Regions from separate parts of the Mus musculus genome. Here region 1 is linked to region 2. The links are chromatin loops, found by intact Hi-C in ENCODE. Cell type or tissue: heart. All regions are shown on one strand. Each heading gives the region's core, and the rest is flanking DNA. Links, peaks and the distances in the headings are about the cores only. Region 1 holds the start of Tapt1 (transmembrane anterior posterior transformation 1). Region 2 has its middle 34 kb from the start of Gm40296.

What was found. Peaks named below come from ENCODE experiments on the same cell type or tissue, not always from the same donor. Only the 100,000 strongest peaks of a DNase experiment are listed, where the experiment ranks them.
Region 1: a loop joins it to region 2, with 2.4 times the contacts of the local background. A loop is called at or near these places in 7 of 42 quality-filtered maps.

Annotation. Positions count from the first base shown.
Region 1 is chr5:44,219,484-44,231,345 of GRCm38, reverse strand. It overlaps Tapt1 (transmembrane anterior posterior transformation 1), which reads left to right and starts at 4,740. Exons shown (of 14, transcript NM_173764.3): 1 at 4,740-4,932. The coding sequence starts at 4,743. Gm35959 (a long non-coding RNA gene) reads right to left here and starts at 183. Exons shown (of 2, transcript XR_376934.4): 1 at 1-183. In heart, for the core only: a CTCF peak has its summit at 6,891 (motif pointing left); a DNase peak (open chromatin) is centred at 4,645; H3K4me3 peaks cover 2,492 bases; H3K27ac peaks cover 2,339 bases.
Region 2 is chr5:44,266,526-44,278,387 of GRCm38, reverse strand. No RefSeq gene overlaps it. Among named protein-coding and RNA genes, the nearest start is that of Gm40296, 34 kb to the left of the region's middle. In heart, for the core only: a CTCF peak has its summit at 9,633 (motif pointing right); no DNase peak of the experiment used is centred there; H3K27me3 peaks cover 329 bases.

The sequences.
Region 1 (11,862 bases), core at 2,176-10,175, 47 kb after region 2:
TGTTCTAGTCTCAAACAACTATTTTGCCCACTTTCACTCACACACACACACACACACACACACACACACCAGGGGTTGTTTTGAGAAAACCATTTGTCAGCTAAAACACATGCCTGTAAAAGGACAATTGGAGATCAGATGGATCTCTAAAACCAGAAAGGCACAAACCAAAAGGATTGTTTTGAGAATTTGTAATTTTATTATGTATTTCTAATGCTTTGTTATAACCAAGGGAGAAGTGGTAGGTAAACAGTTGGGTTACCTAGGTCTTAGCTAGAGAGCACAGTCCCTTTCAGTACCTCAGAAGCCAGGGGCAATGGATAGAATACAGGACAAACTGAGGACTGAGCAGAATGAGAGACCCAGGTACAGGAGCAGGATCACAGCCCAGAGAACTTTAAAAGAGGGAGAAGAAAACAAATACTTAGTTACCAAACCCATGGAACTTCAATTAGAAACACTAGGAAAAGGTAAACTATTTATCCAAATAGTGTACAAAGCTCACTATTACCAACTACCGCTTGATGAGCAGCCCAGCCCAGCAATAAACAGTTCACCACGGAGGAACAGAGGAACAAAGCACCCGTAAGGCTAGCAACAGGGACTGGGAGACCTTAAGATCTGTCTACCTTCTGAATCTTAACGTATGCTTGGTAGAAATAAAGAGAATGTTAAGAAATAGCAAAAAAGGCTGGAGAGATGGCTTAGCGGTTAAGGTGCACTGGCTGCTCTTCCAGAGGTCCCGAGTTCAGTTCCCAGCAATCACATACTGGCTCACAATCATCTGTAATGGGATCTGATGCCCTCTTCTGGTGTGTCTGAAGACAGTGACTGTGTACTCATATACATAAAATAAATAAATATTTTTTTAAAAAAAGAAATAGCAATAAATATAAGGGAAGATATGAGTTTCTCCCATAAGCATAAATGTTAATTAGGTGATTAAAAAATAGTTCTAAATGTGACATTATTTTTTTTTCAATTGTGATGAGAAATACCTTTTCACCTCAAAGAGAAAAATTTAGAATGAGGAACTGGTAAGTCATTTCCTAGGTCCCTTTCATCAGTATTTTAGAATTTTCCAGAAACTTAAATGCCTATATGGAATCAATATATCTGATGGTAAGCTGAAAATACTGTTAACTAACAGAATATGAATTATGTTCACACTTTTGTCACATAAGCAGAACCTGCCATGCGGTGATGGCGATACATGCCATCATGTCCTAAGTCCAGCACTCAAGGAAGGCAGGCAGATCTTTGAGTTCAAGACCAGCCTGGTCTACGGAAAATGTTCCAAGACAGCCAGGGCTATACAGACAAACCCTACCTCAAGTAAGTAAATAAGTAAATAAGCAAAGCCTACCTTTCAGAACTCACTATCTTTGTCCAAATATCTCTTTTAGCAAAGGATTATTAGAACAGAATGTTTCGTATAATTTTCAGAGTTTGAATTACTGTGATCTCAGTCAAATATCCTCATGCTGAGCAAATACATAGGAATAAGATTTTGCTGGTTACTGTTAAGTTGAAATGGGCATATTACAATCAAAGGCATATTCAGTGGGGTTATTTCTTCTAAAAATAAACAAAGTTAATTTCTATGGAGCAAACCCAGAGAGGATAAAACACCATGAGACTCAGTTATAGGGGGAGAAAAGATTGGCAAAGGTAGAAGACACTACTGAAGCCCAGAAATACAATGAACCCCCACCAATTCGCTGCAAGCCTTACTATAGACACAATAGTATATTTTTATTTCTAACCTTACAGTGAAGCTGTTTAGATTTTTTAAAAAAGGCCTCAACTCTTAAGCGTATCTATAATACCAGCACTTGGGAGGATGAGGTTGGAGGATCATTGAGTTTAAGGCCAATCTGGCCTAAGTGAAACTTTACCTCCAAAACAAACAAACATTCAAAAGCAGGAGAGGTGGCTCAGCAGTGAAAAACTCTTGCAGAAATCCTGGGTTCAGTTTCTAGCACCCACATAATAGCTTACAACCATCTGTTAATTCTCGTTTTAGGGGATCCAATGTCCTCTTCTGGGCTCCAGGCACATACCACACATACATGCACACAGGCAAAACACCCATATCCACATAAAATAAATCTTTAAAAAAAAAGTATCATCACCACCAAGAAATATACAACTTTTTCTCTGAAGATAAAACAGCAAATGAATTAAACTCAGGGCTACAGCTTCAGAAGGAAATACTGACTTCCATGTTGCCCGAAACAGAAGCCATGCATCGTCAGAGCAGATTTCTGGTGGAGTCCCACGGGCTTCACTAGCCATGTGACTTCTGCCTCTGCAGCTACATGACTGAAACACACTCCAGCCATCTCTTCCAGTCCTAACATTTCAGCCACCCTCAAATAACACCGGGGAGTAGTGTCCTTTGGAACACTCACTGGAATAATCTTAGAAGCTTGCTTGCTCCTGGAGAACCTGAGGCTGGAGTAGCAAACCACAGCTTAGAGCCCAGAAGTCCAGCCTACATCCACCAGTTAGTTCTCCCACATCAACAAATAAAGGAGTGCAGAGAAAAGAAAGAGGGCACATAGAGCTATGGAAATCTTTGATGTGTTATCAGTACAGTTATTGTGCTTTCATTTCTTTTTTTCAAGTTTTAGACCAGGTACAAAGTGACTCTAGTTAAGGATTTCATACATTTCCTATAAATCTTGATAATATCAACAGGCTAATCTAGCTTTTTAAACTACATTGCACAAGGATCTAAAATGGGGAATGCATACACTTTGGCATAGTTGTGATGGTTTAAGAGGTCCTTGCAGTCTGGCCCAAATGTGATTTCATGGTAGGGGAAATAGAGCAGAAAGAGGCTCACCTCTGCTCATTTGGTCAAACACTGAAAGTCAGAGAGTCCAGGTCTTTCCACAATGACGGATGTTTTCATTAGAGTTTTTGTTTATTTTGTTTTTGTTTTTACTCAAGAAAAGTGAGAGGCACTCATTTCAAACAACCTAGGGTTAAAAGATATGCTGCATGTGCTATCAAGAGATTAATTCACTTAATAGTGGCAAACTAAAAACATCATAAAGTATTCCAGCTTGTCACAAAAGAGAAATAGTACCCTTTTGCCCTATAATATATCCATGCCAAAGTCACAAAACTAAACGTTCTGTACTATGTAAGGTGTTTGCATCTTAAGGTTATTTGTAACCTAACTTCAAGCTTTCTGGATGCTTCCTTATTTTGGGGTTTGATAGTATCGAACCAGGAAAATCTCTGAGGAACATATAAATAGCAACCAAATATAATCTTTATAAAGGAAAGACATAGTCTTAGGTTTCTAGCAATATCATTTTAAAACAGGAGTTTTTAAATAGCAACCCTGACAGGGCCCCTCTCCCTTCTTTGACTATTTAAGATTTGGAACACAGATAATAAACTTAGGTTGGAGGAAACCTTACAGTATATAAAACTCTGTGTCTTTTGATTTTCATGATGCTGGAGCTTTGTCAAGGGCACTGTTTTTAAGATCCAGTTTTACCAAATAAAACCAAACTGACTTTAAATAATATTCTCTGCAGTGTTTGGTTTTCCACAATGTAAAGTTTACATTGAATTGGGATTGGGATTTCTTGGACTTTGCAAGTTCCTCTTTAACCCTCCTATCCCTTCATCCCGCCCTACTGTCAAATGGCCTTGCTGCAGTACAGTACAGAAAAGTTGCGGAGTTTGCAATCGGGTATCTAGCTTTCCATCTCTAAGGCTCTCCTGGATGTTCTAGGCCTGCTCCATCGCTTCTCGGCTTAAGTGTAGGGCAGTTTAGAGAGTGAAGAGGTATTTGCTATGCTTCTACTCATTTAAAAAGTTGCCACAATGCAGGTTAATTCCGAAGTGGGCATGAAGGCAATCCAGGGGCCACCGCGTGCGTTACAGGAGCGCACAGCAAGAATGTAGGAATCCCAGGTGAAGGTCTTCCAAGGCTGAGGCGGATTCATTTGCACCCAGCGAGCATCCGTTGGTCTCAGCGCGGCTATCCGTGACTACCAGTGAGGGGGTAAGGGTCACAAGTCTCACGGCAAGCGGTGACAATCTGACAGAACCAGGCCGCCTTGGCTGCCACCCGCAGTCACATAACCCTATTCCCGAAAGGCAACCCAGAATGTCCCCGGCGCTTTAGGCGCATCGAGCACTTTGCCCGTCGGGCCGAGTCCCCCACCTGTTGGCACGCTCCCCCGAGCTAGGCTTTGGACACTGTCCACGGACAGGGAATGTGACAGACGATCATAAATATGCAGGAGAGATGCAGCCAAGACAGCAGAGCCACCGGGTCGGCGCCGGCGGGAGCCACAGAGCTGGAGCCCGGCCCCAGTCGCCGTGCAGCCAAGGCCAGGCGGGTCGCGCCGGCGCACTCCGGCCACCGCACGGGCACAAGGGGCTCCGGCCGCGCGGACAACCACGCCGAGCCCCGCTGCCGCCCACCGTCCCCCACCGCGCGACCCGGCGGCATGGAGCCCGGCGCGGCGCCCCGGTCCGCAGAGCCCGCCGCGCGCCACGGCGACGGCAGGAAGAAGATGGCGGCGGCCGTGGCGGCGGCCACCGCGGCCTCCCACGCGCCGCTGACGCCAATGGCGCGCGCCGGCCGGCGGGCTACGGATGGCGGCTGCCCGGGCGAGGGGCGGGGCGAGGCGGCGAGGGGGCCGGCGGGAGGCGGAGGCCGGGCGGGCGGCTGGAGGGAGGTGGCGGGGACAGTGTGTGGCTCTCGGAACATGGCGGGCGTCTGCGACGCGGCCGCCCCGGGAGAAGGCGGCGGTGGCGGCGCGGACGGCCCCGAGCGGACCGGCCGCGGCGAGGCGGAGCAGCCGGGTGGTGGCGGCCATGGGCCCGCGCCCCAACACACCGAGACGCTGGGCTTCTACGAGAGCGACCGGCGGCGGGAGAAGCGCCGCGGCCGCGCAGGTGAGGCGAGCGAGCGAGCGGGCGGGCGGGCGGCACTAGGCCGCGGCGGGCTACCGAGGGGCCGACCGGGCTGTGGTGGCGGGGACGCCAGCGCCTTCCCTCTGCGCGCGGAGCGGCCGCGGCTCCGGTGGCTCCCATGTCCCCACGGCCGGTGACAGCTACCCCGGCGGCTAGTGCGCGCGGCCCGACGTTCCCGCAGCCATCCCCGAGCCAGGTGCGCCCGGGAGATCGTCGGTCCCCGGTCCCCGAGAGTTCGCGACCGGCCTCAACAGTGACAGGCATCTCCCACATCCGAAGGAGGTCAAAAATGGGAAACGCAGGGCTTTCTAGGCGATGTCAATGCCGAGGTGACTCTTCCCCCTATGGTTTTATGCGAAGTTGAGTCTCGGAAACCTGTTAACTTGCCCGCCGAATCCATTTTTCGTAGACTCAGCTGACAGTGTGGTCGTGACCGTGAAGTTCAGCAGTTTTCTCTCAAACAGAAATGTGCGGCACCCCTTAAAATGTTACATGTGGAGTTTTCCTAAACTAAAACTTAAGCCAGAAGAAACAGTTTGTCACACAAGAAAATACGTACCACTTTTAAGCCCTACTGTCCATAAGCTCTGAAGCATACTGTTAAAATATTACAATCCCCTGTGTTCAAGGATCTTATTAAGAACTTTTAACAGCTTTGGTATTTACACTGAAGCGTTCTATTAAGCCCGGAAGCAAAAGGGAAAGTTTTGGCTTGGCCGTTTCATTGGGTATAATAGTGATTGCATTTTAATTCTTGCATCGTAGATCCAAGATCTTGGACAGCAACTTGATGACATTTCTTCCAACTTATTCTGAGCTAATGCAGTGGAATAAGGTCCTGCAGCTTATATAAATACTCGTTCAAGTTATAAGGTTGACTCCATTCACTATGGGTATTGAAATTATAGGAGTCCTAAAAGTCTGTAAGACTGGTGGATAGATCCTGATAGACTTGCTAATTCTCAGAATTGGACATAGAGTTTTGCATCAGTCTCCATATCTTTGAAAACTCAGGCACCAGCTGTGTGCCTTGTTTGTTTGGTTTTTTTTTTCCCCCTTTATTTTCTATTTGGTTTAGTTGTCAGTTAAACACTTGCTTGCAGGAATGTTTGCTTTCTAAATTGGCAATACCTAAGTAAACCAAAGTCTTCAATCTCTCAGCCGCTTGTTCACTTAGACTTGACTAGGGCAAGCAAATAGATGCGACCAGGTTTCACTACGGTTTCTTTGAAATCTTTTCAAGCTTCAGGAAAGCCTTTATGTTGTTTGCATGAAGAAAGACAATGAAGCTGTGCAGAGCCTTTGGTGAACACAGACCTTGAACTTCTGAAGTGAAGTGCATTTATTCTTCCCTGGTACTAACACAGACCTTGAACTTTTGAAGTAGTGAGCACCCCTGGGCTGAGCTGGATACTTGGACTTGTATAAATTTAACATCATAGCACACACTCATTCATCACAGAGGCAGTGCACTGAGCATCATATACTTAACAGGTTTAAACCTGGATTTTCAACCTGCAGTGGCAGAAAGTCCTTACTAGGGAGCCGGCATGAAGCCGTGGCTATTGGGGTGGCCCTCCTTGTTTCCATCAGTCTTGTATGAGGGAAAAGATAGTGGTTACTCCCGCTTTGGTAGATGGCATTAGGGATCTAGGCAGGCATCCCAGGAACATTTCAGAAGTACCAGCCAGTGGTTTTCCTGTGTGGACTCGGTGTGAACCACCTTCTTCTGACCCCTGGTGTCTGTTCTAAGAGCCAGGAAGCTCTCACTGTTGCTGATGCATGTCTACCTGTGACTGGGTCTGCAGTTGGCCACGGCATCCCCACTCACTTAGAAATCCAGGCGTTCTTTTTGTTCACCCCCAAGTGCTTCTCTCTTCTGCTCTGTTTTCTTTCTTTGCCTCCTTACCAAGAAATAGAAAACGGGTTGTCTGGGCCAGAGGGCACCACCTAGTGTCAGACTGGAAACATCTTTCTCAGTCATTTATGTCACTAAGGTATTAATCGTCCATTCTCTGTAAAGGTTCCTGTGTACTTGCCCTGTCGTCCCCTCTGCAAGCTGGGGCAGTCTGTGCCGTTCCTTTTGGAAGTCATAATCTTAGTGTCTTGATGGCCTTAACCATCACTTAGTTCCAATGTCCCTTTTATCATTTTCCCCAAGGCGTTCAGAGCTCCTTTATAAGACATTTATTGGTGGGTCCTAGCAGTTTAGTATTCTCTTTACATGAGCATAGAGTAAGGTACTTATCCACACTTGGAGTAAAATAAAATGCTGTAGTGTTTAATGTTCATCCTAATTTATCTGCTGAGGAAAATATGTAAATATTTTATATTTATACAGCTATACATACGACATGTATTCATCTATATCAGTTATATTTGCTTTTTGTTTCTTTGCAGACTGCTATCATTTGATCCTCAGCAGCATTTTTTTTAATGCATGAATTGTGTGACAAATACTAGTACTTTCACCTTAACACAGTTAGAGCTGGATGCCGGTTCATCCCGGTGTGTGGTGACTGAGCTGGAACTCTGGGAAGAGTGCTCGCCAAGAACTGCGCTCTCACCGTGCTCTTAACATTACTGCCATGTCACGTTGCATTTTTCGACATAGATCAGATTAAGCAATGCCTGTCATCCGGTTCCTGCGTTTTCCCCTCTTGACTCGTCTGCAGGGTTCTAGGTGAAAGATTCTGCATAGCCATGTATAGCTCTAGCAGTCAATGAGGAGCAAGTCCATGTCGGACTAAGAATACGGAACTCTGTCTTCTTAACTTGGTTCTGTTGTTGAACTTCGTAGACTGCTTGCTTAATCCACTTGGCTCTGCTTCATCGAGCCAGTACTAAATAAGTCTCTAACTTAGTTGTCTTCCTCTCCGTGGAGACCTTGGTGTAAGATAAGCATGACATCTTCCCATGAGCATGAAACAGCTCCCTGTAAGGCAAGCGCAGGAGGTGAGCAGATAAGCATTGCTTGTAAAGTGAGAGGCCTGATGTCAGGTGTGGCCACCGTGCTGTTTGTGGTGGAACAATGCCGTCACTATTGTTCTCTTTGTAATGATGACTTGACTTCTGGAACTCAACTCTTGTCTGATTTGTTTCTCTCCTTGCCTTTACACATCTTGCTGTATCTCCAGGAGAAGAAAGAAAACCTGAAACCCAGAAAAGCTAACTGGTTTTCTGTTGGCAGTTCCCACAGAGATTGTCAATGGAATTCAGACAATTCCTATTCCTTGCATTCTACTGTCTGTGGATTTGAAATTTTAAGCCAGCTGGAGGATTATTGACACATCACACTGTTAATCCTTTGCTTTGTTAGCGTTAAGATGTGCCTTCCATTTGGAGACCTTCTTCTGTCTCTAAGCGTATGACTGCTCTGCTCTTTACTATCCTAAAGGAGACCATAAATGGTTTTTAAAGGGTGGGAGGCAGAAGTAAGAAGATCCTGAGTTCAAGGCCAGCCTGGGCTACATGGAAAGCCCATGTCTCCAAAACAACCCAGCAAAGAAACCAACAAAAAGCCTCAAGAAGCTGAATATAGTATGCAAAATGGCTCTTTTTCTTACATTTGACTTAGAAAGGCAAAACTCCTATTGTATTGTCTCCTAGAAAAGTTAATTCCTAGTTTCCCTGTGTAAAAGTATGCCTGTTACGTGTAAGAAAGGCTCATTTACTATTTTAGATACCTTGTTAAACTTTGTAAACACTTCTTTTCCTTAAGGCCAGAGACAAGCTTGTTTCATGGTTTCTTAGCAGTCAACCAGTATTCCTTTCCAATTTGGTTTTTTAATGTGCAGTGCTATTTTAAGAAAGATATATTTAGACATATTGCTGAATATATAAATATATGTATGATTACTCACTACTTTTAATAAATAGTTTTTGATCCTAGCTTCTGATTTCTAAAGTAAGCTGTCTCGGATGAGTAAGACTAATAGTTCTTATTTCAGGAGTAAAGGAAAAGAATTTATACTCTTATTTCTCAATTAAAGGTAAAGGATTACAGAATGTTTCTGTGGTAGATGAATATTGATTTTATACTGGTGGAATTGATTTACACTTATGATGGATATTATTTTACTTTTATTAATGTTCACATTCTTCTAATAGACACACTTATAATTCAGTAGTAAAATCCTTCTGTTTTCAGAAGACTATACCCGAAGTCACAGGACAAGTAAAGTCAGATAAGTCTATAGAATACCAGAGAAAGTTTAGCAAAGCCACCATGCACTGGTGTGCTGAATATCTCATTAGGAAGTACAGAGTTCTCCAGGGTGTAACAGGAGCGAGAGGGGGCATCCATACAAACAGCAAGATCGCTTGACAGGTCAGGCCCAAGGCAGTGGAAGCCCCTTCATGTGGCATGATTGAAAAGCATATTCCAGCCAGGTCTTTTTCTCTAAAATAACAGTGGGTGACTGGGTGTAATTATAGTGAGAGAAGAGCACAGCACATTTCACAGGTCAGTTCTGGTCTTTACTCTGACATTTGTCCTTTTAAATGAGTTTCGACTGGGTCTGTTAATTTTCTCAGTTTCTTCATTTGTATTATGTGAATATCTTTTTTGTGCCTCCTTTTTAGTTGTAATTGTTATTAGAGTTATATAAAGGAATGAACACTAGAACTTTGTAAACTGCCTCAGAGTGCAAGGATCCCATCTGTTAAATCTGGTCTTATCTCTATGAATTGTTGATATGGAAGCAAGCAAAGGCTTTGAGATAGTTTATCCTGTGAAGCTTGGGCTTTTGGTCATTATTATTTTACTGTACCTTTAAAAACCGTTCTGTGCTCTATTAGCATGGGGTTGGTTGTGTGCAGAGACAGTGTTACACTAGAGCTTACTCAGAGATGGGCATTGGAAAAATAAGATACATGGTACTTGGTTCATGGTCTTATAGCAGAGTCTGCTATTAGGGTGGCTGCATAGAACCCAGGTTCGGTGGAAGTGCAGAGAGCGGGGACTGATGGAATACTAAACATTTCAGAAAATGTGCAGATATCTGTTTTTAAAAGTACTTAGTGCTGGGCATAGTTTCTCATGTCTGTAATTCTGGTACTGTGGAAACAGAGGCAGGAGGATCACTGTAAACTTGAGGCCAACCAGATCTATATAGGCCAGCCAAGACTCCATAGCAAGTTCTTGCTTCAAGAAAGAACAGCAGTGGAATATATAATCTAGCGGTGAAAAGCACCCACTTGGCTAGAACTTGGAATCTGCTCTACTGCTTACTCTTGGTGTTGCCTTAGAGACGATGTCCTCTGCCTCTCTGTGACTTGGAGACAGCCATAGCTATAGAATCTGTTTTATAGTTTTGAGTGTTTGTACTTAAAGAGTACACTTTCATTGTTTACTATTATACCAAGAACTGAACGTGGTGAGGCAGGCGAGATGGCTCAGCAGTTAAGAATCTAACTTGTGTTTAACACCAAGATTCTTGCCTTTCTAGAGGTAGTTTTCTCACACAGTCCTTTTTTGTATTTATAATATTACTGAAACATTTTTGTTTATATCATAACCTATTTATGAAATCTAATATAATTTTGGTTATATCCTTAGTTAAATGTATTTGTGATGCTTTCCACCATAGAACCCAGATGGCAGAAACAGCATTTATAGATTTAAGTGACAACCAACTGGTTAATTTTACCGTTAACATACAGAAAGGAACTGGAGTTCATGACACCACATCATGCCCTGTGGTTTTCATCGGCTTTCACACAAACACTGTCAAGTGCCTCAAGGATCTGTGTGGAAGGCAAGTCGGAAACAGGTGTTAGAGAACTGGCAGAAGGTTCCGTTCCCCTCTGAAAACAAGAGACCTGTGTCTCGACCATCTTTTTTTTTTTTTTTTTTTTTCCGAGACAGGGTTTCTCTGTGTAGCCCCGGCTGTCCTGAACTCACTCTGTAGACCAGACTGGCCTCTAACTCAGAAATCTGCCTGCCTCTGCCCCCCAAGTGCTGGGATTAAAAGCGTGTGCCACCTCACCTGGCGTGACTTGACCGTCGTAGGCCTAAAAGCTGAGAGCGCTGGTGATGCTAAAGCCCCTTTAGCGCCAATTGACCCCACATTGTTTTTGTGGACCTGTGAACCAAAACACCAATTACAGCAAAAACTGGCCTTGGCAGACACCACTGTTAAAGAGAATTTGCCCAATAAACAAGGTGCATCCAGGCCTTTTAGTTTGCTTTTTAAACTATAAAAGTACTATGTAATGACCTGACTGTGTGTCTCTTTAACACAGAAGACAGACTCCCGTTCTGCCCAAGCGTCTGTCTCTTGTTAGGAACAGGAAGCCTCCCATCCTTGCAGTGGCTGCTCTCAGGGGTTAGACCCAGGGCCCTTGGGCTGTTATTTATAATTATGATCAGTGGGGACCATGGGTGGAAGCCCGACTGCCTTCATTCCCTGCTAACTCCCCAGTCTCAGAAGAGTGCCAGCTCTAGCACCCAGCAGCTCTTCTCTTGTAGAGATTCGCCTTCTCTTTTGACTGCTGAGTTATCTTGTAAAAGTGTATCCTTGGTATTTATTAAGTAGTTGCACCAATGCTGAACACTGGGATTAATCCTACTTTCTCTGTCCATATAGGTCATCCTTAAGTAGAGTTGGCAGTAAATAAGATTGGATGGCAAGTGCCAGAAGTTGGCACTGACCTGAGTATCCACAGAACTTTCTCTGGTGGCAGCGTTTGGTTCTCTTCTGCAGCATAGCATGCAGAGCTTCCCTTGTCTCTTCAGGTGGTGGTGTAGTATTAGAAAGCCCAGTTTTACTCTCTGTGGATAAGATCATATCATCACCTTCAAGACTGAACATCTGTTAATATAAGCAGTAGCATTTGTAGCTTGTACCTATTTCACCCATGACTTAACTATAATCTGAGAAAGGAGGGCAGGTTCCCACGGTGCACCGT
Region 2 (11,862 bases), core at 2,090-10,089:
CAATGCACCGTTGGGCTAGATTTGCAGTACCAGTCATGTCTCCTTCTGTTCATCTTCAATTCAGTTGAAAGCAATCTGTTTCCCCCATAACATCCACGTCACCATTATGCCAGTGGGAAAACTTTTATTTATACTATATTGAAAGACATCCCAATAATCAAGGTGTTTACAGTAGTTATAAGGCCAAAGAAAAAAGCATCATTAAAAAAAAATGTAGCCTTGTGTGCCTTGCTTTATCAAATACCCAACTTCTCTGGAGGAAAGTCTTATAATTCGCAATTTTAGACACATGGGCAAATTAGAATGTTTTGAGAATATAACTATAGTTCTATATTTTGGTTGTTCCAATATTTGTTCTTCAAATACACTGTCTAAAAAACTAAAACAAATATACTATAAAAGCACTAGTAAAGAGATTGGCTTGCTGCTAGATGCAGATAACCAGAGAGAAGTATTTTAGTCTTTCCAATGCTTATCTTCACTGTAATACTATGTTCAAGGGGTAATGGGAGGAGGAGTTTAGATTTGCTAAGCATTACAGTTTAAAGTAATATGTCTTCAACTTAATATCTGAAAATCTATATGCCTAAATAACCCAGAATCTAGTCTTCTCATCATTGGGTCTTAGATGTGGACCTGAATTAAAGGGGGGGGGGGAATGTGATTCAGAGGGCCATTACCTGTGTCTTGTGAATGGAGAGTGTCATAGGGAGTTCTGGGAGAGAGGAGAGAGGAAGAATAAGAAACCATCCTTACTACAGAAGCCAAACATCTCAGGGAGAAGCAAGGCAGACAATCAGGCTGTGGCTGGGATGGGAAAAGATGCATGTTGAAAACCAAGGGGTCCCAGTTGAAAAAAATCAACTGTGTCATTTACATTTGGTGATCTGAGAGACAATCGCCTTTCAGATGTCCTTCCACTGCCATGACGGAAATTATTTCTAAGTGCCTTGTTATAAAAGGCACCAACTCAAGACACCAGAGAACAAGGTGAGTATGAGTGTTTTGCCAGCATATTTGCATGTGTACTACAAGCCTGCCTGGTGCCCATAGGAGTCTGAAGAGGGGATCCTATCCTCTAGGACTGGAGATACAGATGAGCCACCATGTGATTGCTGAGAATTAGACCTGGGTCCTCTGCAAGAGCGACACATGCTCTTAACTGCTGAGGCATCCCTCCAACCCCAACACTATCATATTTTAATTTGTTGATTTTGCTGAATCGGCCTTGCTGATTAAAATCATAAACACTAAATATTTTTATTGCACTGGGCATGTTGAAGTTTTTAAAAAAATCTTGTAAAATAAAGGTATGTGACTGTTTGCTTTGGTTTTCTCCTCGACAGTCTTCCTTATACGATTTGTGTTGTACCTAACAACAGACTACATATGCAAATGCATGTGTGTTGATTTCTCTGAAAGTCTGGGATTGCTTTCAGGTTTACTTTATCTGCTCAGAGGAGGAAAAGAAACAAAAGTAAGGAAGAGGACAAAGTGAGTAATTTGCATTGTTGACAGTTTTTTTCATATATACTTGTGTGTGATGTGCACGGGTGTTCACATACATGAGGCTGCAAATATGTGTACATATGTGTGGAGACCAGACATTGACATTAATGGGTGCTTTCCTTAATTCCTTTACACCTTATTCACTGAGGCAATGCCTATTCATTGAACCCAGAGCTTGATGACAAGTCTAGCTAGGCTACTTACTGTCTCTGGCTTTCTAGGCTAGAATTACAGACGGCATCATGCCCATTGTTTTAGTTAAAGCTGCTATTGCTGTGATGACAGTAACCAAACCAACCTCCAGGGGAAAGGGTTAACTTGGTATGTGCTTCCATATCACTGGTTATCATCAAAGAAAGTCAGGACAGGAACTCAAACAAGGCATGAACTGGCTTGTTGAATTAGCTGATCTTATGTCAACTTGACACAAGCCAGAGTCATCAGACAGGAAGGAGTCTCCACATGATCCAGCTATAAGGCATCTTCTTAATTAGTGATCAGTGGAGGAGGGCCCAGCCCACTGATGGTGGTGCCATCCCTGGACCTGGGCTCTATAAGAAAACAGGCTGTGAAGCCATGGGAAGGAAGCAAGTCAGTAAGCAGCATCCTTCCATGGCCCTGCATCAGGCCATGCCTCCAAGTTCCTGCCCTGCTTGAGTTGCTGTCCTGCCTTCCTTTGATGATGAACAGCAATGTACAAAAGTGTAAGCTAAATAAACCCACTGTCCCCATCTTGCTTTTCAGTCATGATGTTTTTATTGCATCAATAGAAACCCTAGCTAAGACAGCATAGTAGGGTATTACTGTGGCACACCTTACCATGATCAGGGAAGGACTATGGAAGGCCTTTGGAGCTTTGCGCTAGAAAAGCCATTGAGTGTTGAGAGCTCAGTGGGATGTTCTGCAGTGCAGAGGGTGAAGGCTTGTGATGTTGCAGAGGGAAGTTTAAAGACTCTATCTGGGCCAGTTGCTATTTTGAATTGAGATTCTGTTGTTCTGGTCAGCTGGGGCTGGAAAGACAGCCATAATTAACAAGAGACAGACAACATTGAAGTGAAACTTTTGCATTGCTGAGACAATTGATACTGGTTAGCTAGAGCTTAGAAATTAACAGTGATCTAGAAGAGCCTAGCATCTCTGAAGTAAAATTTGGGAGATGTTTCCTCAGGGTCAGCACACACAAACTGTCCCAGAAGTCGAACTTAGTAGTGTAAGAGTCACCCAGGTGATACTAATTTTGAAGATATAAAGGGGTCATGGAGAGTAGCTAAGGCTTAGCACTGAAAAGGGCCAGGAGAGGCAACTAGTAAAAGGGCAGCCTCAGTGACAGTTGAACACCCAGGATTGAAGGGGTCATGCAGAGAACTTGAGGCTTGGCAGCATGAAGAGAGCCCATGAGAGGCTGTTGGTGAAAGTGCAGCCTAACTGCAGCAAGGGACCCCAGCAGATTTGGAGATACCAGTACCATGAGATGATCACCAAGAACAGCAGCAGCAGTGGAGTGCAGCCTGCCGGAGCCTAGCAAATGGGCTGTGTATGCTGCACAAGGTGGAGCTGAAGAAGTCACCCAAGCCCTTCAGAGGAATCGAGAAGATCGTGAGTGGATCCCCAACACTGAACAGTTGGAGTTTGCTTTTGCTTTGGCCGCACCCTGATTTTTCCCTCTTGAAATAAGAAAGTATTTGATTTGGGTTTTTTGTTGTTATTGTTTTGTTTTGGTTTTGTTTTTTTGGGTTTGTTTGTTTTGTTTTTGTTTTTGTTTTACTGGAGCCCACAGTTGAGAGACTTTGAATTTTTAAAGAGATTGATTGGCAGGGCTGGAGAGATGGCTCAGTCATTAAGAACACTGACTGCTCTTCCAGAGATCCTAAGCTCAATTCGCAGCAACCACATGGTGGCTCACAACCATCTGTCATGGGATCTGATGCCCTCTTCTGGTGTGTCTGAAGACAGCAAAAGTGTACTCACATATATAAAATAAATAAATATTTACAAATAGAGAGATTGGTTATTTTAAAGAAACTTAAATATTATTATTACTATTATTGTTATTATCATCATCATTATCATTATTTTATTCATTCACTTTACATTCTGCTCACTGCCCCACTCCTGTTCACCCCCTCCCACAATCCTTCAGTCATCCCTCCTCCCCTTCTCCTCTGAGAGGGTGGGTGCCTACCTGGGTATCTCTTAACCCTGACACATCAAGTCTCTGTGAGGCTAGGCATATCCCCTCCCACTGAGAGCAGACAAGGCAGCTGAGCTAGAAGAACATATTCCACAGACAGACAACAGCTTTTGGGATAGCCCCACACCAACCCCCACTCCAGTTGTTCTGGACCCATATGAAGACCAAGCTACACATCTACTACATATGTGCTGGGAGACCTGTGTCCAGCCCATGTATGTTTTCTGGGTAGTGGAAACCCCAAAGGTCCAGGTTAGTTGATTCTGTTGGTTTTCCTGTGGCGTTCCTATCCCCTTAGGGGCTGCAATCATTCCTCCAATTCTTCTGTAAGAGTCCCCAAGCTCTACCCACTGTTTTGCTGTGGGTGCTTGCATCTGTCTGAGTCAGCTGCTGGATGAAGCCTCTCAGAGGATAGCCATACTAGACTCTTGTCTGCAAGCATAACAGAATATCATTAATAGTGTCAGGGATTGGTGCTTCCCCCTGGATGGGTCTCAAGATGGGCCAGTTATTGGCTGGCCATTTCCTCAGTCTCTACTCCATCACCTGTCCCTGAATTTCTTATAGCCAGTAAAAATTTTGAGTCAAAGTTTTGTGGGTGGGTTGGTAAGGGACTGAAATTTTAATGTGTTTGAATTTGTAAAGACTGAGACATTTAAAGTTATGTTTTAATGTGAGTTCTCGGGGATGAATAAGAAAGTAAAGGTTGTGGCTTAATAGCTCTGTGTTTGTGTGTCAAGTTGACAAGGGGTCAGTTGTACTGGCTGGTTTTATGTCAACTTGACACAAGCTAGAGTCATCAGACAAGAACGAGCCTCAATTGAGGAAATGGCTCCATAAGATCTAGCTGTAAGGCATTTTCTTCATTAGTAATTAACAGAGAAGGGCCCAGACCATTGTAAGTGCTGCCATCCCTGGGCTGGTGGTCCTGGGTTTTATGAGAAAGCAGGATGAGCAAGCCGTGTAAAGCAAGCCAGTAAGCAGCATCCTCCATGGCCTCTGGACCAGCTCCTGCCTCCAGGCTTGTGGAATGCCTGAGTTCCTGTCATGACATTCTTCTGTGATGACAGATGTGTAGAAGTGTAAACTGAATAAAACTTTTGGTCCCCAGCTTGCTTGCTTTTTGGACATGGTTTCTCATTTCAAGAACAGAAACTGTGAGACATTTGCTCAGTCTGCTTTCTTATACAACTCAGGACCACCAGCCCAGGGGGTACCACCCACAATAGGGTGGACCCTCCCATACTAATTACTAATTAAGAAAATGCCTTAGAGGCTTGCCTACAATGTGAGCTTATGAAAGCATTTTTCTCATTGAGGGTCCTCCTATTGATGACTCTAGCTTGTGCCAATTTCACATAAAACTATCCAAACAAACACTGAGAATTTAATGAGTTCTGGGTATCCAAACTCACACTCTCACACTTTCCTGAGAGCCCTTTATCCACTTAGCCATTGCCCCTCACATTTTAAAATACAATTTCCCTAAGCAAGACACATCTGGTCTTTGGATCATTTTTATAATGCATCTATGGTTTAGAAATACAAAGAGCATCAGAAGAAGTTGACAAACGAACTGGACCATTGGTTTAGGAACCATTCGTTTAGGAACTATAATGAAAATACATTTAGTAGAAGTGCATACTTCCTTAACAGTGCCATCTGGCAAAGTTTGCCGGTGATTAATGAACAACCACTGTACAACATTACCAGAATGCAAACAATGTCAATCACCAGTACATCTAAGCCATAATTACCATGCAAATGATTTTAATAATGTAATAGGATGCAATATCCGGTCATTCTAGAGCAGAAAAAAACCACAATTTTAATTAGAATTAGCCCATTTTCAAGGAGTAAATAATATTAACACTATAATAAATTCAAGCTAATATGAGGTTTGGTTTTGTTTAGGGTCAAAAAGAATGGTCTGCTTCTGAAATTATGCTCGCATTATGAAACTCAAACCATACTAGCTTCAGTTATCTATAATAAAATGATTTGGATTAAAAATACCGGTAACCAGGGAGTTAGAGAGATGGCCCAGTGGTTAAGAGCACTTGACTGCTCTTCCAGAGGTCCCTGGTTGTCCTGAAACCCTCTTTGTAGACCAGGCTGTTCTTGAACTCACAGAGATCCACCTGCCTCTGCCTCCTGAGTGCTGGGCCCTTGAGTTCAATTCTTAGCAACCATATGGTGACTTGCAACCATCTGTAATGGGATCTGATGCCCTCTTCTGGTGTGTATGAAGACAGAGCACTCATTTACGTAAAAATACATGAATAAAAAAATAAATCTTCCTTAAAAAAAAAAAAGAAAGAAAGAAAATGCCGGGAACCAAATTATATAAAGATACAATTTAGGTCTTGAGAGCAGAGTCATTTTCTCTTTAAGTGCCACCTCCTTCCTCATTCTCCTCCCTTCCCCCAGCTTGAATTTCCATCACCACTTACTTCTTGGTCTGCTTTAGCCGGTGCAAGTCAATTTCCTTCTCCTTCCTTCCTTTTCCCTGCTCATACCCACCCCTCCCCTTTCTGCCACACCCGAAGGAGACTCGTGGCTCATCCAAGCCACTGCCAACTCTCTGCTATTTCACCCTTCTAGGTAGAACTTCCTGGAGCTCCTTCCACCAGAGCCGGCCTCCTCAGCCTCTGAGCAGCCTCAGGACAAACAGGCCACTCAGATTCAACCTCCCATAGGAGTTGACTGCCTCGGGAGCACAGCCTGGAATTTTTTGAAGAATCCCTGGTGTGTATGTACACACGGCTAGCCCATTTCTGTACTGACTCTCCCCATCCTTTTTAAAGCCAAGTTTTTGTGAGCTCCTTTCATCCATCCACTCAGCATCTCTCCAACCAATCCCCTGTTCTCTCCAACCAATCCCCTGTTCTCTCCAACCAATCCCCTGTTCTCTCCAACCAATCCCCTGTTCTCTGACTTCAGAACCACTCACTTCATTGGCTATCCATAGAATAGCCCGAACCCAGGCATTCCCCCTAAGGATTGGAAGCCAGCTCCAGCTTTAGCCGGAAACATGGAAACCACCCTGGCTATCTGGTGAATGGGGGCTGTTTCTGATGCGCCTCCCTTCTTAAGTTTTAAGAGTCTCCTTCTAGGATGGAAGGTTTCCGCTAGGAGGAAATTGCTACACACCAACCAGCATTCTGCGATTCCATTTCTTTAATGTTAATAGGACTTTTTAGATTTTTCTGTTCTCATAAATCCTTTCGTTCTCTATATATTTATGCAAACTTGGCAAATTACTTCCAAATTTAGGGGCATAGAATGCTTCGTGATATCTTTAGATAGTGTCTTTCATCTCTGCTGCTGGGATTCCTCTCATCCTGCTGCTGCTATTTCTCATTTGCCATTATTACTAATACTAATAACCATTGCTAGAAGCTTTCATTGGTCTTCACCAAGGCTAGCTTTAGTGTTTGTTTCCTTTTGTTTCCTCTTTAGTTGTTTCTGCCTTCTGTCACTGCCTTCTCTTATGTTAAGCTTATTCTACCATTGTTTTCCTAACCCCGTAGACAATGCCGGGTGTGTTGTTCTGGTTTGGGAGTTTTAGATGTTTTTGTATGAAGATCGTGAATTTAAAAGGACTCTGATAGCTGAAGTCTATTAGCAATTATTTTGTAGTGTTACTCAGCTTGACACTTCAGAAATTTTATTTCCGTTTCTTCTTGGGATACACACTAGTAATCAAAACTGTAAATTTCTTAAATTTTGTGAAAGTGTGGGCATTCTATTTTTTTAGCATTTCCAAATTAGTTTGCCAGACAGCTTGGTCTGTGGTGTGTCTCCTTTCAGATTGTTGGTCAGACCTGTTCTGTGGTCACTGTCTCTTCATTCTCTGAGTAAATCAGAGTTCCATTATGCTTATTTGATTGTATTATAAGTTCTAAAAATAAAGAAGAGAGTGTGTGCAGAGGGAGTAAAGGAGAAGAGGGAGGTAAGAGATAATGACCAAATAAATATGACCAAATATGTTGTATAAAATCCTCAGATAATAAAAATATCATGCTAAAAGCACATTTTCTAATTTCTCTGGAATATGCACTTCATCACAAATTTTAAAAGTTAGTTAAATTTTACCATCATTGAAGAAAATGTTTCAATGTCTCCTTGAAATTCTTTAAGTGTTTGCTTACACATTGTGTAAGATACAAGTACTAGATACCAGTACAAATCCAGAGCTATTTTAGTTTCTTATTTATTTTATATAGTGACTTCTTTCACTCCCAACATTGCTTGCATTGCTATAAAAAGCTAATATTTGACTGATATTAATAATGAATCTCTAACTGTAACAATTAAGCTGATAAGAACATTGCTGTCACGGTTATGGCTTGCAGCCTTAGTTGTAATGTGAAGGTTGAATATCCTCTGTAGGGTCTCATGTTTGGACACTTGTCCTCCAGCTGAGAACACTGAGAAAGTTCTGGAACCTTTAGGAGAAATGGGTCACTGGCGGGGAAGCCTTAAGGTCTTACAGCACAATCGTAATTCCAGTTCATATGGTGCAGATGCAGTGTGACCAGTCAGCCTCTAGCTCCTGCCACTATGTCTTCCCAGACACAGTGGAATGATCCCCAAAACAGTAAGCTAAAGTAAGACCTTCCTTCCTTCCTTCCTTCCTTCCTTCCTTCCTTCCTTCCTTCCTTCCTTCCTCCCTTCCTTAACTTTCTTTAATCATATTTTGCTGTCACAGTGTGAAAAGTTGCTAATGAAGGCTTGCATGGAAAGTCATTTGTTTCTAGAGTCCTGGTGGATGGCTAGGCTGTGGGGCCCATGAGTTGGGCATCTCCATTTATGTCAAGAGAGAAAGGGTAGATGCTGACCTATAATTTTAATCTTGTCTTTCCTTGCCTGAGCACCCTGGCCAAAGACATCGCCTGATCTCCCTGACAAGGCTATGTTGATGGACATGTCTTCATAGCTATGGACCACGCTAGGTGCTCCTGAGAGATCACATCCACTGCATCTTTGTCTTGGTGAATTGCATTTCTTTCCCATCCCAGTTCATCCTTCTCAAGCTCTCCCAACCAGGATAAGGACATAGCCTAGTGCCTGGAGCCTCTACAGCCACGCAGCTTAATCTCAGCTCAGAAACAGAGAACACCACAAGGCCTGGCTAGGTGTGTGTGTGTGTGTGTGTGTGTGTGTGTGTGTGTGTGTGTGTGTGGTGTGTGTGTGTGTGTATGTGTGTGTAGTGTGTAGGTGTGGTGTGTGTGTGTGTGTAGTGTGTGTATGTGTGTGTGGTGTGTGTGTGTATATGTGTGTGTAGTGTGTAGGTGTGTGGTGTGTGTGTGTGTGTGTATGTGTGTGTAGTATGTAGGTGTGTGGTGTGTGTGTGTGTGTGTGTGTGTGTGTGTGTGTTCTATGATGTGAAGAAAGTATATCTTTTTTAATTCTCAGGTCATGCCTAGATGAGTAAATCCAGGAATCCATGACCTGCTTGTGACTCTCCTTTTCATGAGTGGAAATTTCAAACCCTAAAGACATTGCTGAGAAATTAAATAGACCTCCACAATTAGGCAGACAGAGATGGAGGGATGTGGGGGCCAGGGATGACATAAGTGGCAGTAAATACTGGAGAGGGGGAGAAGTATAAATGATGGCTGTTTTTCCAGAAAACATCCCCTGTTTTTCTAAATGTCCGCCTCTTCTGAGAATGAAAAGAATGATAACAAGTTTCACAGCAGAGCAAGCTATATATAAGGAGGCAATATCTTCAAAACTTAACATGTACCCAAATTTTCTAAAAATCTAAAAACAGAGCTTTCTATATGCTAATAGCACTTTTAAAAAACCCATATACTATAGGCTTTATATCTTCTGTTGCCCAGAAAAATCTTAAATATATCTGTGTTTTTACCCTAAACTATTACTTTATTTGAAGGACTCATAGATTTTAGTAAAATTCAGACACAACTCTCACTAGATGGCAGCACGTAACAGCATATAAGGAGACAGGCCATCTCTGCTGTCAGAAGCTCCAAGAGCAACTGTGAAAACCCAACAATGAAAGGAGATTCGATGGATCACAGGGCTCCCAATGGAGGAGCTAGAGAAAGTAGCCAAGGAGCTAAAGGGATCTGCAACCCTATAGGTGGATCAACATTATGAACTAACCAGTACCCCGGAGCTCTTGACTCTAGCTGCATATGTATCAAAAGATGGCCTAGTCGGCCATCACTGGAAAGAGAGGCCCATTGGACATGCAAACTTTATATGCCCCAGTACAGGGGAATGCCAGGGCCAAAAAGTGGGAATGGGTGGGTTGGGGCGTGAGTAGGAGGGTATGGGGGACTGTACTGGCTAGTTTTGTGTCAACTTGACACAGCTGGAGATATCACAGAGAAAGGAGCTTCAGTTGAGGAAATGCCTCCATGAGATCCAACTGTAAGGCATTTTCTCAATTAGTGATCAAGGGGGAAAGGCCCCTTGTGGGTGGTGCCATCTCTGGGCTGGTAGTCTTGGATTCTATAAGAGAGCAGGCTGAGCAAGCCAGGGGAGGCAAGCCAGTAAAGAACATCCCTCCATGGCCTCTGCATCAGTTCCTGCTTCCTGACCTGTTTGAGTTCCAGTCCTGACTTCCTTTGGTGATGAACAGCAGCATGGAAGTGTAAGCCGAATAAACCCTTTCCTCCCCAACTTGTTTCTTGGTCATGATGTTTGTGCAGGAATAGAAACCCTGACTAAGACAGGGACTTTTGGGATAGCATTGGAAATGTAAATGAGGAAAATACCTAATAAAAAGTATTTTTAAAAAATTTTTTAAAAAAGAAAATGTGTCATTATCAAAATTCAGTAAGCAATTCACAAATACTTTTATTGAAACACATGTTTTTTTAAAATAACACAAGTTGAAGAAAAAGCGCTGCTATAAACATGATCTAAACCCCAAGCAGAGCATTCCATCTGCTCCTGAGAACTAGGAACCCCACAGTTCTGTGGGGCATTTATAATTTTACTTTAGTCCCAAGGGTTAATTCTTCATACTTAGCAATATTTAAAAAAAAACTTTTATTCACTTAAGGCATTTGTGTGAATTCTAAATTTACTATGGAAATTAAAAGTTCTATTCTTGTGATCCACTCAAATTTTCTTTCAAAACCTCTTTCCCAGCCAGATGGTAGCAACTATCTCCTTTTCACACACTATATAACATCATGTTGACTTTCTGAGTGGAAACCGCCACAAATGGAATGACATTCTGACATGTTTGTCTGTCTTGTTTTGTTCAGTATCATGTTTGTGAAGTTGTCTTTTGTTGAGGAACACTGCTGTGGGTCATTTGTTTTTTAAACATTTCATGGATGGTATTCTAGTCTCTGAATATAACAACATTCATAAATTTTGATTGATGGGCACATGCATTTTTTATTTGTGGTTATTAAAGACAGACCCATAGTGAACACCAAGGAATGAAGTGCTTAATGGGGCCATGACAAGCATCCATGTATAGGACTTTAGATGAATGCAGGTACATAATTCCATAGTAATTGCTCAAGTACAAGGCAATGCATTCGTTGAACTTCATCAACTACAGCCAGCATTATCCAAAGTGGTTGTTTCACTTTGTACTTTTATCCTCAGGATATGGTGATATATATATGCATGTATATAATTTCTATTTATCTTAGCCAGTGCTTGTCATTGCATATTTTTTGAGGTCAAGAAACTCCTTATATTTTATTGGTCATTTGAGATGTCATTTATAATACAGGAATGTCTTTGCAGCCATGACTTGTATACCCATTGTTCTTATTATGTCTTAGTTGATACTTGTTCTTTATCTTATTGTGTATTTTTACTAAACTGTAATGACTAGTAATAACTTTGGAAGAAATCATTGACAGCCTCAAGATCAAAATTTCTAAGCTGTAATGGCGAATAATAAGATTGAAAGAAACTATTGCCAACCTTAAGATCAAGAGAATTTTTCCTTCCTTTAATCAGAAAGACTGTTAGTATGTTATGAAGCATGGTAAGGGGTCAATATTTTTTTACAATGTAGATACTAAATTTATCTAACACAATTTGTTTAAAAGGCAAGATTTCTTCATAGTCTAGAGTTTTTTCCTTTGTCATATTCAAATATCTATGCATGCATCATCTTCTCTTAGATTTTGCCTAGCTCTCACTTACATCTC